Linked DNA regions of Homo sapiens: region 1 is linked to region 2. A link is a contact called in ENCODE Hi-C or POLR2A ChIA-PET data. All regions are on one chromosome and are shown on one strand. Each heading gives the region's core, a stretch centred on a gene start or an enhancer-like site at or near the end of the contact. The rest is flanking DNA. Distances are from core to core; before and after follow the strand shown. Region 1 holds the start of LINC00652 (long intergenic non-protein coding RNA 652). Region 2 holds the start of SMIM26 (small integral membrane protein 26).

Region 1 (4,033 bases), core at 370-2,869, 230 kb after region 2:
TTTGTTTTATGTATATGTCTACCTACGCTTGTATACATCCATCAATCCATCTTATTTTTTGATGCTTTTCAAATAAGTGGCAGACATCAGTGCTCTTCACCCCTATGGTGAATTTTGACAAATGCATACACTCATTATCCCTGAAGGTGTCCTTAGGCCCCTTTCCAGTTAAGTCTACCCCCAACTCCCAAGGTGAACTCTATTCTGATTTTTTTCCCACCATAGATTAGTTTTGCCTGTTTTAGAACTTCATATAAATGAAATTGTACATGGTGTAATCTTTTGTGTCCAGCTTCTTTCATTAGCAAAATATTTTCAAGTACCTGTGTTGTTATAAGGGTCCTCATTTTAAAACGAATAATTTGACAAGATCTTTGCAAACTGATCTTTACTTTAAAATTTTGGACTTCTCTGATGTGTATGTAAATACAGTAACCACCTTTAAATTAAATAGCCTAAATACAGTAACCACTTGAACTAAGCCTCTGAAACAGACATCTCTCCCATGTGTCTGTCAGACCTTGTCTTTCTGTTTTCATGCTCCCCACATCCCCCTACCTTGTTTAGCATTGATAAACATTTCAAAACTGCAGAGGGAATTTATCATATTTGTCTCAAGGGCACAGCGCTTTTGATTTACTGTGTTCAGTAAGATGCAGGGGGCTAACCAACCTCTTAGGATTAACTGCATTTGACTTACCTTCAAAAGGTCATCAGCAGTACATCCTTAGTAGGCCTCACAATAGTGTGTCCACAATACGGGTTAGTGGGAGTGATTGAAAGGCTTGGAGAGTTGTCCTTCTGGGTTTGCTCTGGTTGGGCGATCAGAGTCCATAGCACTGGGTGGGAAAACATGAAAGAAAATAAGTGAAAGTGACATGTTCCTCCAGAATAGCTAAAGGTCAGCGCTCACCCCATTCAACCACTGTATTCCCTAGACTTAGCATGAGGCGGTTTCTAAAAATCAAAGCCACACTTAGCGTGGTAATGTGGCTTTGTACCATGTCAACCTAGCTAAGCGGGAACTACGTTTCCCAGAATTCCTTGCCTGTAGGTTTCCGGGGTTAGCACACGCCACGTGACCTGATGCGGGCTTCGTGAGGCGGAAGTGACGCAGTGTTGTCGTCTCGTAGGCTTGAAAGGTAGGTGCCCGACATTAGGGACTGTCGCAGCCCGGGGAATTGTCCCCATCTGCTGGCTTACCTTGTGGGCGTGGATCCCCTCTAACTTTCCTAATTCCCGGGCGGCCCGCGGGCCTGCGGCAGATTCAGCTCTCAGGACTCCACTTTCAGTTTCTTCCACTTCTGGGGCAGGCTGCTTGTCCTGCCACTCTCAGGCCCCCCACCAGACACGGCAGCAACAGCTGTTCCTAAGTGTTCAACTCGCTCCTTCCCGCAAATGTAGAAGCTCAAATCCCTATAGCAAATTCCATATTCTATGTCATTCTTAATGCTTCCGTCTCTCTGGTTGAATCTAGATTGGATACAATCAGTGATGCACATTTACCAGACAGAGGATGTGCAGCGTTTACTGTTGATTTCTCTCTTTTCCTCCCTATCACCTCAGTTTAGTTCCAGGATCCACACTCCTCCACCATAGTCAGGAGATTCAGGGAAAGTTGGCAGGGTTCAGCTTTCAAGTTGACCCTTGATGAACCATGGTCAATCCTGTTAAGAGGCGTGAAAGCCAATCCCAGCCAATGAGACTGGGGAGAAATCACTGAAGAACTTGTGGAAAACAGACCCTCTGGATAAAAGACACGTGTGGGGAAAAAGGGGCTTTTTAATGTTATTCTGGATGTTTCCCAAAAGTACTGCTGCTGCCTTGCCTCCCTGACAGACACTGGCCTTAGGATGACATGCGGCAGGAAGGAAGGACGGATCTGGGGTTTTTCAAGACTCACTGAGATGCACAAGGAACCAACCCTCAAGTAGCCAACTCGTTCCTGTTTGCATGTGTCGACTGAAAAGAATCAAAATAAACAAAATATAACTATTTCTAAGAGGTTACAACTTGCAGGCAGGAAGCAGGCCTCTACCTGAGGCCATAAAGCATACTTTGAAGGAGAAAAGGTAGGTATTTATGCTAGGTGGAGAGGTAGGATATACGTATTCTGTAGCATACAGGAGAAGCCTATGAAAATTCATGGAGGAAACTCGTTAGAGACACGCACTGGGCTTACATATGAAGAATATCCAAAAGCGGATGACCTGTGTTCACTCTGGGGTGAAGATTTAACATTTAAATGTATTATAATTAGGCTGTAAATGCAAAAAGGTGAAACATAGGGCACAAGTTCACGATCTGTGCAATCTCCAGAGACCAGTCTGATCTAGCCTGCAGCTGGCAGTCATCTGTCAAGAAGGGGCTCTTTGTAGCCCAGAGTAGCTGTCAGGTTGGAACCATAAAACCAAAAGGAGGGCATCGGCGGTTAGGTGAAGAAAAGAAGTCTTTTGGCCTTTTTTCCTCTTCAAGTCAGCTTTTGATAAGATCTAGTAATAATAAGGGGATGGGTGTGGCTGCAGGTGGGACATGTCGGTTCTCTGTCCTGTCACAGCTAAGAACTAAGAACTTTAGAGTCTTTCAGCCATAGAGGGTCCTGTCATCCATTGAAGGGATCAGTCCATTGGGATTTTGCCAGTTTTAGCATTGATGCTGTGTCCTGGGAAACCCCTGAATACTTATCATAGCAGAAGTTCAGCCACTGTAGCCCTACCTCAGGACCGCTTTTATGGGAAAGAATAATTCCTTTAACTGCTTGAGCCATTTGAGTTGTGGCTGCTTTTGGTACTTGTAATAAATTGAAAGCATCTTGAATGTTCTGGGACAGTAAAAGAATGTGCCTTTGTTTCTGACAGCAATTATAAAATCAATTATATGTTTATATTCTAAAAAATGTTTTGAGTAATGCTGACATCATTGGAAAAGTGCATCACTTAGAAAATGTATCTGTGTGTCAATTTTGTTTGTTCAAAATCAGTTTCATTAATTTGTGGGAAGATACACCTTGTACATTTTACCTAATTAAAAAAAATATTGCCAGTTGAGTATACTTGTGATATATTCAAAGATAAATAAACTTTTTCAATTTTAGATATTCATATGTCTTTGGGCCTTTGTTTAGTTTTGTCCTAAAATAGGAATGCTTTTATATGGGCCAGATTCCTGCAGTGATGATATCTGGGAAGGAAGGGAGGGCATGATCTTTGTTCTATGTGTTTAAAAGTCTCAAATGAGTTACTGGGATGTAAAAAATATATTCGCACATGAGTTTGGTACAGTTCGGTGATTTTTTTTTTTTTTTTTGAAAGAAAGAAAGGTTTCCAAGGCTTGACACTGTCCTGTGGGTGTGGTCAATTAATTGCATTATTGGTCCCGACTCTTTACACCTACCCTTTGCCATGTAGCCTGGTAGTGGCCTCTCACTATGACACTAGGATTTCCCATGTGATGTTCTTTGGCCAATAGGTGCAAGCAAAGGTTTGAAGAGCACTGGGGAGTTGGGATTGTTTGCTCATATCTCTGCTTTCATGATGACAGTGTGCCTTGGTTAGCCTGGGGAGAATGAGTGTCACATGGTCCAAGCACCACTATTGCCACAGCTGATGATAAGTCAGATAACTGCCAGATTTAAGTGGGCCCAGAGGAGACCAGAAGAATCACCCAGCTGAACCCAGCCTAAATTGCTGACACATTAACTCATGAGCTAAATAAATGCTTATTGCTTTAAGCCACTAAGTTCCGGGGAGGTTTGTTGTGTAGCATTATTGTGGCAATTCATAACCAAGACATCTTTAAAGCATTAGGGACATTTTGGGAAGGGCTGTAAGAGTTAAATATGTTGGCTTTATAGGCAGTTGTACCTTACACAGTTTAACTCAGAAGTTACTCAGTAATCACCCATTTATGCATGTGTATGTCTTATTCAAAGATGTGTGCAACAGTACCATTTTAAGTATATATGTGTGTCTTTATGCCTTTTGCCTTGCCCCAAAATGGGAGTGCCCTCAGATGGATCACATCCCACCAGTGG
Region 2 (4,073 bases), core at 469-2,968:
CACGTTTTGTTTAGCCATTTACTCGATGGGTATTGGGGGTGGTTTCTATTTTTTCCTATTAAGAATAAAACTATGAACATTCATGTACATGGCTGTGTGCAGACACAGGTTTTCATTTCTCATGGATAACTAGAAACGGAATGCCTGGGTTATATGGTAGGCATATGTTCAACTTTTTAAAAACTAAGTTTTGCAAAGAGATTGTAACATTTTATGTTCCCATCAATAACAGTTCCAATTATTCCAAATCCTTACAGCTCTTGGCATTCTCAATCTGATTTTAGCCATTCTAGTAGGTGTGTAATGGTCTCTTATTGTATTCTTTTAATGTCCATTTCTGTGATGACTAATGATGCTACTGTGCTTATTGGTCATTTGTATATCTTCTTTCGTTCTATTCAAATTTATTGCCTGGTTTTTAGTTGGGCTGTATTTTTATAACTGAGTTGTAAAGCGTCCTCATATATTCTGGATCCAAGTCCTTTTGTTAGATATATGTTATTATGAATATTTTATTCTGTGGCTTGGCTTTTCATTTTCTCAACTGTGACCTTCAAAGAGCAAAAATTTTAATTTTTTTTTAAAAGCCCTATTTATCCATTTTCGCTTTATGCATATATATATAAAATGAGATGGGGTCTCACTATGTTGGCCTTGCTGGTCTGGAACTCTTGGGTTCAAGCAATCCTCCCTGCTCTACCTCCCAAAGTGCTGGGGTTACAGGCATGAGCCACCCCGCTTGGGATGCCTTTTTTATTCTAAGAATTCTGTGCTTATTCCAAGATGGCAAACATATTCTCCTGGTTTTTTTCTAGGCTTATATTAAATAGTTTTAGCTTTTACATTTAAGTCAGCGATCCATTCAGAGTTAAGTTTTTTATCTATTTCTGTAGGGCAGAACATCAGTTTTTAAAGGGTGGGCAAGGTGAAAAGAACCCTGAAGGATACCAGGGAAAATGATGTTTCTGAAGCCATGAAAGGTGCAGGTGGGGTCAGTGGTGGCAAATGCTTTCGAAACCAAGTTTGAGTGTGGCTGAAAAGTACTTAACGTTAATTTACCGGGCCTACCTTGTGCCAAGCACATCACACTTGCTCTTAAGTTGTTCAGTCTATTGAGGGCATCTTGCTTTAAAAAATGTATGCATAAGACAAAAGCTGGAGGTGGTCGGAGTCGAAGGAGATTTTTTGTTTTTGAGACATGGGCACGTTTGTATGAAGGATAAACGTCAATAATGAAGATGGGGGAGGACTTAGGGTGTCAATGAGGGGAAAGGCCACTGAGGCTGGAAAAAATAGTACCCAGAGCCTAGTGGAGGGATTAGCTTTGGCCTGGAAGTATTTAAAGTTCACCCAGAGTTCCGGAAAGAAAAATGGAGGAAAAGAAGAGTTGCGGGGAGAGACAAGCGGTATCCCTGCAAATCTGAAAACTGGAAGAGGAATTGGAAGTAACCTTTTCGGATACCGTCTGGAGCCCACGAAGGCATTACAATTTTGCAAGTGAGAAGCTTCTCCTCTAAGTTGTCATTTAGTCCTCGTCACGTGGTAAAAAGTATCGCACGCCCACAGTTCTACACCCGAAAGTCCGGACACCTGAGCGACTTTCCGGGCCAGAGGCCCCAAGGTGCATCGGGGCAGAGCCGGAAGCGGACGCTGAAAACTGGCGGCTCCTTAATGGTTCCGGCGGCAGGGACCGCAGCGACGCCCTCACCGGAAGTCCCGCCTCTGCCGTGGGCCTGCGAGAATCGAGGCACTCGCTGGCGTACCCATGTATCGAAATGAGTTCACGGCCTGGTACCGGCGGATGTCGGTGGTCTACGGGATCGGCACCTGGTCTGTGTTGGGCTCACTGCTTTACTATAGCCGGACAATGGCGAAGTCGTCAGGTAGGGCTCTTCGGCGGGGCCTGCCCCGGAACACACGGCCTTCGATGAGAGTTCCCCGGGGGTCATGGAAACAACTTCCCTGTCCTTTAAATCCCAGGTTTATTCTGCAAAACTAATTGAAACGGGTGCTAACAGCCGTTTGTTATAATGGAATCTGCAAAGAACTAGACTCCAGGAATTATTAATACCTTGTAAATATTGTTTCCTAAATCTGAATCATTTACTGGATAGGGCCGTCCCCATATTCAGAATTGGAGGAATCTGTGTAAAGTGCAAGGTGGACTTTCAGAGACTCTGGCCGGTGATTTTTAAAGAGTGATGCTTCAGTACTACTGTCCCTCATCGTATATGGCGAGCAATTTCAGTACTTTTAGCAGCCAAGGCGTATTAAAATCTTCCAGTTACTAAGCGCAAAGGGAGAAAAGTCTCTCAGCTTTGAAAAATATGCTGGAAATCTGTAGAGACATTAAGTTGATTAGTGTGGTTGCTAGGGGCTGAGGGGTTGGGGAGTTGGGGAATGACTGCCAAAGGTATGGATTCCTTTTGTGGATGAAAGTATTTTTAAATTGATTGTGGTGCTGGTTGCACAAATCTGAATATACTAAAAACATTAAATTGTATATTTTAAGTGGGTTAATCGTATATGTTAATTATATCTCAGTAAAGTTGTTGTGTAAAAACTATGCTGAAGATTACATTTGGTGATGAAGCTGTCAGTGGCCTGAAAGTACATGTGTCCAGCATTAAGCATTTAAAAACATTTTGGCCGGGTGCAGTGGCTCACGCCTGTAATCCCATAACTTTGGGAGGCCGAGGTGGGAGATTGCTTGAGCCCAGGGGTTCGGGACCAGCCTGGGCAACATGGGGAGACCCCCATCTCTACCAAAAGAAAAAGAAATTTTTATATATAATATTTTATATTTACTTTATATGTAATATATGGTAAAAATACTTTACATTTATATATAAAGTAAAAATATTTTAATGTCCATATTTATGTTTTCTTTCTTTCGTTCTTTTTTTTTTTCTTTTTGACAAGGTCTCACCCTGTCGCCCAGGCTTGAGTGCAGTGGCATGATCTCGGCTCACCACAACCTGCGTCTCCGGGCTCAAGTGATTCTCCTGCCTCAGCCTCCCGAGTAGCTGGGATTGCAGGCGCAGGCCACTGCTGCCCGGCGAATTGTTTTATTTTTTTTTTGAGACAGAGTCTAGCTCTGTCGCCCAGGCTGGAGTGCACTGGCGCTATCTTGGCTCACTGTAACCTCCATCTCCCAACTCAAGCAGTCCTCCTGCCTCATCCTCCCCAGTAGCTGGGGTTATAGGCCCATGCCACCACGCCCAGCTAATTTTTGTATTTTTAGTAGAGATGGGGTTTCACTACGTTGGCGAGGCTGGTCTCAAACACCTGACCTCAGGTGGTCCACCTGCCTCGGCCCCCACAAAGTGAGATTGGGATTACAGGCGTGAGCCACCGCACCCAGCTTTTCTTTTCCCTTCCTTTTCATTCCTTCCTTCATTATTGGGGTTGGAGAGAGTGGATGTAATTCTTACCTTAGTTAATTTCTAAGACTTTAATGACTGCTTTCTAAGTTAATAATTCAGGTGTTCTTTTTTTTTTTTTCTCTTAATGGTGATAAAGTAGACCAAAAGGATGGCTCAGCAAGTGAAGTACCCAGTGAACTCTCTGAACGCCCAAAAGGATTTTATGTGGAAACAGTTGTCACATATAAAGAAGATTTTGTTCCAAATACAGAAAAGATCCTCAACTATTGGAAATCATGGACTGGTGGCCCTGGTACAGAACCATGACTGGCTGCTGAATTCTGAAAACCAGGACTTGGTTCAACATTTAAATTTGATAGTTGCCCTGATTCCCATTTTGGGTTTGTGAAAAGTGTATGTATTTAAATTTGCTGTAAAACATAATCACTAATAATATGCAATAAATATTTTCTTGAAGGAAACTATCTGCGTTTTCTTTTTTTTTTTTTTTTTTGAGACGGAGTCTTGCTGTGTCACCCAGGCTGGAGTGCAGTGGCTCGATCTCGGCTCACTGCAAGCTCCGCCTCCCAGGTTCATGCCATTCTCCTGCCTCAGCCTCCCGAGTAGCTGGGACTAAAGGCGCCTGCCACCATGTCTGGCTAATTTTTTGTGTTTTCAGTGGAGACAGGGTTTCACCGTGTTAGCCAG

Evidence for each region. A loop is a pair of places that touch in the nucleus more often than their neighbours do. ChIA-PET counts read pairs that join two places held with the same protein, here RNA polymerase II (POLR2A). Pooled maps may share reads with other maps.
Region 1: a map of B cell shows a loop between it and region 2 (27-fold over the local background). The contact joins the promoter of LINC00652 here to the promoter of SMIM26 in region 2. A Hi-C loop is called at or near these places in 14 of 168 maps with a recorded cell type or tissue (B cell, CD14-positive monocyte, CD4-positive, alpha-beta T cell and 7 more), 10 of 37 single-sample maps with no recorded cell type and 28 of 50 pooled maps. POLR2A ChIA-PET finds 5 or more read pairs at or near these places in 3 of 52 experiments (CD4-positive, alpha-beta T cell, CD4-positive, alpha-beta memory T cell and activated CD4-positive, alpha-beta T cell).

The regions. Positions count from the first base shown.
Region 1 is chr20:18,792,965-18,796,997 of GRCh38, forward strand. It overlaps LINC00652 (long intergenic non-protein coding RNA 652), which reads right to left and starts at 1,620. Exons shown (of 4, transcript NR_026883.1): 1 at 1,204-1,620; 2 at 701-839. It overlaps LCDR (lysosome cell death regulator), which reads left to right and starts at 1,085. Exons shown (of 1, transcript NR_026885.1): 1 at 1,085-3,101. RefSeq lists an enhancer at 761-1,300.
Region 2 is chr20:18,565,714-18,569,786 of GRCh38, forward strand. SMIM26 (small integral membrane protein 26) reads left to right here and starts at 1,719. Exons shown (of 2, transcript NM_001348957.2): 1 at 1,719-1,883; 2 at 3,523-3,847. The coding sequence starts at 1,766. The coding sequence ends at 3,692. RefSeq lists an enhancer at 1,407-1,506 and a silencer at 1,570-1,852.